2 separate regions of the Homo sapiens genome follow, and region 2 is linked to region 1. A link is a contact called in ENCODE Hi-C or POLR2A ChIA-PET data. All regions are on one chromosome and are shown on one strand. Each heading gives the region's core, a stretch centred on a gene start or an enhancer-like site at or near the end of the contact. The rest is flanking DNA. Distances are from core to core; before and after follow the strand shown.

Region 1 (3,454 bases), core at 233-2,732:
CAAATTCACAGTTGGAGACAGACTTTGTGTGCATGTGTGCATGTTAGTGTGTATGAGTGTGTGAGTGTGCATGAGTGCGTGAGTGTATTTGCTTGTTAGTGCAAGTGTGCACCAGTGTGTGAGTGTGCATGTTAGTGTGCGTGAGTGTGCATGTTAGTGTGCATGTTAGTGTGTGTGTGCATGTTAGTGTGTGAGTGTGCATGTTTGTGTGTGCATGTTTGTGTGAGTGTCCATGTTTGTGTATGTGTGCATGTTAGTGTGTGGCATGTGTGAGTGTGCATGTTAGTGTGTGTGTGTGTGAGTGTGAGTGTGCATGGTTAGTGTGTGCGTTAGTGTGAGTGCATATTAGTGTGTGTGTCCGCATGTTAGTGTGTGTCCGCATGTTAGTGTGAGTGTGCATGTTAGTGTGTGTGTGCATGAGTGTGTGATTATTTGCTTGTTAGTGTGAGTGTGTACCAGTGTGTGTGTACATGTTAGTGTGTGAGTGTGCATGTGTGACTGTATGTGAGGGTGCATGAGTGTGTGTGAGTGTGAGACTTGTGTGTATGTTAGTGTGCATGTGAGTGTGCATGTGAGTGTGTGGGTGTGTGAGAGTGTGAGTGCACAGGATGCTTTTCTGCTTTGATTCCCCATTCCCAGAAAAGGGCGTTGGCCCTGAACTTGGGGCCAGGCACCCAGCCTGGGCCAGGCAGCTGTGAACAGCAGAGCTTGGTCATGTTGTCCAAGCTGAAATGTGGGTCCCGCTGTTCTGAGTGGGCAGAAGAGCCAGGGGAATCTTTTCAAGCCGAGCAGATATTCCACATGGCATCTGCACAACCACAAATAAAGTTGTTTATCTTTGTCACTTTAATATTATAACAAAAGCATTATAAAAACAAGGCAGAAACATAATGAACTCTAAGGCCCAATAAATCTCTTGGTTAAATGGCCCTCGTGGTTTCTGAAGTTATCCCAGAATGGGATAATGGCAGAAATGAATTAGGTATAAACTGGACAAATTCTCACCTCTCCTGTTGTTTCTTTTCAGCCAATAGTTTCCTAAAAACTGGGTTATCAGAGACGCTCTTTTAGAGTAAAACAATTTTTTTTTTTTACATTTTTAAAAACAGAGCTTCTCTCCAATGAATGTCCAGAAAGACCATACATTTCAGGGCTGGCCTACAGGACATATTTCAAAGTGATGTGTAATGTCATTTTAGAAGAGTGAGCTGTTTTCTGTTGTTTTTTTTTAACTTAAAGACAAAATGGCCAGGGAAAAAGCTGCCAAGTCTCTGAGTAATCTTATTGAGGGTTCAGCTTTCTAAGTATGACCTTATGCTAGCAACAGCCCCTGAGTAACAAGAAAACAAGCCAAGCTAGGAAGCCTTGTTTCTATGAGACGAAATGGTAAGACAGCAAAGTCTGAAGGTGAATTCTAATTATGTAACATGAGTGAGTCATCAACGCCGTCAGCGATCACAGACAATGATGCAGTGACCCGCCGTCTCCCCACACTTGCAAAGCACAGAGGCTGTGTTTCTCATCCCCCGCTCCACACCTTCCTCTCACCCCTCCTTCCTTCCTTCTTTTCTATTTTTCTCTTTTCTTTTCCATTTTGTGCTGCATTACTCAGGGTTCTCAGAACCAATAAGATACACATATATATTTAGAAAGTGATTTCTTGTAAGAACTTGGCTCATGTGATCATGGAGGCAGGCAGGTCCCAAGATCTGCAGAATGAGTTGGCAAACTGGGGACCCAAGAGAGCTGATGGTGTGGTTCCTGTCTGCGTCTGAGGCTCTGGAACCCAGGAGAGCGGATCACATAGCTCTAGCACAAAGGCCAGCAGGTTTGAGACCCAGGAAGATCTGATATCTCCATTTAAGTCCAAAGGTGAGAAAAAGCCAATGTTCTAGTTCAAAGACGACCAAGCAGGAGGATTTCTCTCTTGCTCAGGGGAAGGTCCACCTTTTTGTTCTATTCAGGCCTTCAACTGATTGAACAAGGCCCACCTGCATCGGGAGGGCCACCTGCTTTACTCAATTTACTGATTTACACGTTAATCTCATTTCAAAACACCCTCAGAACACCCAGAATAATGTTTGCCCAAATGTCTGGACATCCTGTGGCCTAGTCAGGTGGACGCATAGAATTAACTATCACGTGTGCCTTCCTGTTCTCGGGTGCACTGGCCACGCATGCTGTCACCCATTTCCCGTTTATCATCTTTTCTTTACAGCCAAGTTTCTAGAAAGAGAAGTCTAGACTGTCTGCAGTTTCTCATCTCTCATTCACAAGTCAACCCAGCGGCAGTTGGCGCCTGTCCCCATCATTTTCTTGAAACTGATCTCAAGAATCTGCATAATCTAATTGTCAAGTTCTTTCCTCTGTTCTTTGTGTAATAACGCACCATCCTGAATCTCTCCTTCAGGCCTCTCTTCTCTGTGCGGCCCTCTAGGAGTGATAGTCCCCAGGATCCTACCATCTTCCTATCTATCTTTTTTTTTTTTAATTTATTTTTTTGAGACGGAGCCTCACCCTATAGCCCAGGCTGGAGTACTCACTGCTACCTCCACCTCCCAGTTTCAAGCAATTCTCCTTCCTCAGCCTCCCGAGTAGCTGGGATCACAGGCCCGCACCCCCATACCCAGCTAATTTTTGTATTTTTAGTAGAGACGGGGTTTCACCATGTTGGCCAGGCTGGTCTCAAACTCCTGACCTGAGGTGATCTGCCCGCCTCGGCCTCTCAGAGTGCTGGGATTACAAGTGTGAGTCACCGTGCCTGGCCCCCTATCTCATTTAACAAGCTCTGTCTGGCAGATGTTATAAGCTCTCTTGCTTTAACTGCCAGCTCTAGGCTCATGACTATAAAATCTCTGTCTTCAACATTCTCTCTCTCTGAATCTCAGACTTGGGATATATAACTGCTTACAGATTCTCTCCCCATTGGATAGTCTCCACATGAAACTGGAACTTAACATGCCGCATTCAAATTCACCATTTCCCCCGTAGACTTAATTCTTAATTTCTTCTTTCTCAGAATGATACTAGCATCCATGCAGTCTCCAGAGGTTTTATCCAGGAGACATTTATTACCAACGGCTCCGTCTCCCACCTTGTAATTCAAATCAGTTACTATGCTCTTTCGGTTCTCCTTGCTAAATATCCATTTCCTCTCCTCTTCACTGTCCCTGTCTCCAGCTTAATCCGAACCTTCCTTATAATTCTCAACTGGAGTATAGCTTTATAATGGATTTCTCTCCACCTCCATTTCAACTGCCCCTTCAATGAATTAGTGACTATTTTCAGTGTGATTCTTATGCAAGAAAATGTGATCGAGTTAATTCCCACTGAAAGCATTTCCAAGCCTACCCCATTGCCTTTAGGATACAATATGAAGACAATTGCAACAGTCCAGGAGAGAGACTGTGAGCTAAGACAGAGGCAACTGAGATGGAGACACAGGACAGAATGA
Region 2 (3,200 bases), core at 419-2,918, 47 kb before region 1:
ATCAAATTTCCTTTCTCCAGGATTCTTACCAACAGTAAAGACTGATAAAACACATTTGTGCTGCTGTGTTTTTCAAAAGCTCGGCCATATAATAACTTTAACAGACTCCCTAAATTTCAAACATTTCCTTGATGTAGGATGATCACAATAGAAAGGAATGTTATTCTCATCCAGCCATCGGTAAGCTTTTGTCTTCCTTAATCCCAGAAACTAAATCACTGGCTACCTCAGAGGCTCTGACCTAAATCTTAATTGATGCCCACTGCACTTTCAGACCACTGTGTGTGATTTTAACCAGACAAACCAAGGAGGAAGGATTAATGAAGAAAGCCTAATATTTTGACCAATCATAGAGTCCACTGCAGTGCCCTTTCCATTTTAATTGAGCTTTATACGGTTCTCCTCTCGAGGTAACCCTCCTTTCTTAATGTTCAGTACAGCAAAAACTAATCTAGGTTTTCTTTTTAATGTTTGATTTATCTCTTCAATCTTGGTGCTAGGTAACAACATTGGATCAAAATATTAACAGCCAAGATTTAGATATTATTTTACAATTAACACAGCACATTGACTCATATTATTTCACTTTCACAGTGGTCCTGGGGCATGTTTATTGTATCTCCCACTCTACAGATAGTGAAACTGAGGAGATCACGGTGGGAAAGATGACGTAACTCACATGAAGTTGGGCAACTGATCAGATGACACAGCTAGGACTGAAGCCTGGGTCCCCTAAGTCATTTGCTTAGAGCTCATTCAATGACGAGGCAACTCCTTGCTGTGCATCCTTTCAGCACACGTTGTTGGTGTGAAGACGCTGGTTTTCATCAGACTAAAATGCATCTTACTTCAAGATAGGCAGTTTCTGTTTTGGTTTCCACCTCTCATACATTGCTTTTAAAGTGCCAACCTCTAATGGCTATCCCATGAGAAAATCTACTGTAAGTATGAAGTGACCCTTTGGTACTACCAGTTTTTCATCCTAAATCCCTTTTCTTTCTTCTTTCTTTTCCTTTCTCTCTTTCTTTCTTTTTTCTTTCTTTCTTCCTTTCTTTTTCTTTTTTCTTTCTTCTTTTATTTCTCTCTCTCTCTGTCTTGCTCCCCCTTTCTTTCTTTCTTCATTTCTTTCTTTCTTTCTCTCTGTCTTTCTCCTTTCTTTCTTTCTCTTTCTTTCTTTCTTTCCTTCCTTCCTTCCTTCCTTCCTTCTTTCTCAGACTCTCACTCTGTCACCCACGCACAATCTCGGCTCACTGCAACCTCTGCCTCCCAGGTTCAAGTGATTCTCCTGCTTCAGCCTGCTGAGTAGCTGGGGTTACAGGCACATGCCACCACACCCGGTTACTTTTTGTAGTTTTAATAGAGACTGGGTTTCACCTTGTTGGTCAGGCTGGTCTCAAACTCCTGACCTCATGATCTGCCCACCTTGGCCTCCCAAAGTGCTGGGATTACAGGTGTGAGCCACCACGCCCAGCCTCTTTCTTTTTTTGACTGTGTCTCTTGCTCTGTCACTCAGGCTGGAGTGCAGTAGCACAATCTCGGCTCACGGCAACCTCTGCCTCCTGGGCTCAAGTGATTCTCCAGCCTCAGCCCCCCGAGTAGTTGGGTCTACAGATGCATGCCATCACATCCACCTAATTTTTGTATTTTTAGTAGAGACAGGGTTTCACCATGTTGGCCAGGCTAGTCTTGAATTCCTGAGCTCAAAGTGATCCGCCCACCTCGGCCTCCCAAAGTGCTGGGATTACAGGCGTGAGCCACTGCGCCCGGCCCCATTTTATTTTCTTTCTTCTTTTTCTTGGCATTTGTTATGATCAAGCCTTTTTTTTAAGTACTGAATATCCATGGACTCCTTCCAGTTTTACCTCATCAAAATGTGCTTGCAGGGAAGGATTTGGTCTTGTTGATTTCAATTAATGTAACTCCAAGCCACCACTCTTCTGCTATTCACCTTTTAATCTATATTTCTTACTATACATAAGAAGCTTTGCTTCTCTACTTATTTCAAGGAGTGTAGGGTGAAGATGAGGTTTTTAAATCACGGTATCTTTCTTCAGTCCTTTCCTCCAAATTCTACACGTAGATGTACTGTGCTTCAGCCAACTTATCTCTAACTAGGACATTCAGATCTACTAACTAAGCTATGACTTATTATAGGCAGGCGGTCAGCAGGAAGAGCTGTTTTTTTTTGAAAGTAGGACAAGAATAGGTCTATGGAATGTTGGGGTCACTTGGTTTCCTCAATGGAAAGAAACGGGATGTTTCTGCATTAACTAGAACACTTGAAAGGTAGGGAGGGGTGAGGGTGATTGAGAAATGATTTCAACAAACAGAACATTAAGTACTCTGTTTGTCAGACAGCGTGTTCCCATCTGGGGGGTGAGTGGCAGAAAACATAGTCGCCATCATGAGAAGAGCTCCCCTAAATCTGCCCACCCACCTCCAACTCTTGCTCCAGTCAGTTTTTCTGAATGCCCAGCCTGCTACACTGACCCTCACCGCTCTTACCCCGGTGCCAGGGTGAGAGAGGCCAGGGATCAGGTAAGGAAAGAGGAGAGGAAATGCAGAGGCTCCATTTGGCTTATAAAGGAACTGTACCATAATAGTTATTATTGTTTAAAAAAATAGCATGACATCCATTCTATTTCTCTCCCTCTTCTTCAAAGATATTTCAGCCTCAGGGACTTTCTGCTTGTTAGTGGGATGGCGAAAAATGCATGATAGATTTCTAGTTAGTAGGTAGAAGGGACGGGAGATTACATCCTAATACAGTAGAGTAACTATGTTTTATTGAGCACTTAATATGTACTGAGTGAACACACCTGCTTTGATTCACAACCACTTAATGAGGGAACTTTGGAGCCTCCTTAAGGGTTACAAGCAAAAGCTGTGGAGTCAGCTTGCCTGGGTTCAAATCCTAGTTGTGCCATGTACCTGCTGTGTGGCCTTGGTATAGTTACTTAACCTCTCCATGAATCAGCTTCCTCACCTTAAAATGGAGATAATTATAATGTCACACACCTTTGGGGGGAATTCCCAAGGCCACCCCCAGGTTCAATGACTCATTAGGAGGACCCACAGGATTCATCATAGAGACATGCCCACAGCTAAGTTCTATTACCTCAAAGACAAATCAGAATCAGCAAAGGGGAAAGCAACAGAAGAAACCAGACATGAGCTACCAAGAGTCCTCTCCTAGGGGA

What was found. A loop is a pair of places that touch in the nucleus more often than their neighbours do. ChIA-PET counts read pairs that join two places held with the same protein, here RNA polymerase II (POLR2A). Pooled maps may share reads with other maps.
Region 2: a loop to region 1 is called in a map of endothelial cell of umbilical vein, with 6 times the contacts of the local background. The contact joins two enhancer-like sites. A Hi-C loop is called at or near these places in 16 of 168 maps with a recorded cell type or tissue (CD14-positive monocyte, GM12878, PC-9 and 10 more), 18 of 37 single-sample maps with no recorded cell type and 26 of 50 pooled maps. POLR2A ChIA-PET finds 5 or more read pairs at or near these places in 15 of 52 experiments (Caco-2, GM12878, HEK293 and 10 more).

What each region holds. Positions count from the first base shown.
Region 1 is chr6:11,316,464-11,319,917 of GRCh38, reverse strand. The region is part of intron 4 of LOC105374925 (a long non-coding RNA gene); the gene reads right to left. It also overlaps a transcript of NEDD9 not described here. Among named protein-coding and RNA genes, the nearest start is that of NEDD9, 86 kb to the right of the region's middle. RefSeq lists an enhancer at 1,456-1,675. Within about 2 kb of position 1,482, at least 22 of the 41 ENCODE cell types and tissues checked have a DNase peak (open chromatin) inside an H3K27ac peak, as active enhancers do; they include CD14-positive monocyte, ascending aorta, endothelial cell of umbilical vein and 2 more, where a contact is called at or near this core.
Region 2 is chr6:11,364,277-11,367,476 of GRCh38, reverse strand. It overlaps a transcript of NEDD9 not described here. Among named protein-coding and RNA genes, the nearest start is that of NEDD9, 130 kb to the right of the region's middle. RefSeq lists a silencer at 2,067-2,361. Within about 2 kb of position 1,668, at least 18 of the 41 ENCODE cell types and tissues checked have a DNase peak (open chromatin) inside an H3K27ac peak, as active enhancers do; they include CD14-positive monocyte, ascending aorta, endothelial cell of umbilical vein and 2 more, where a contact is called at or near this core.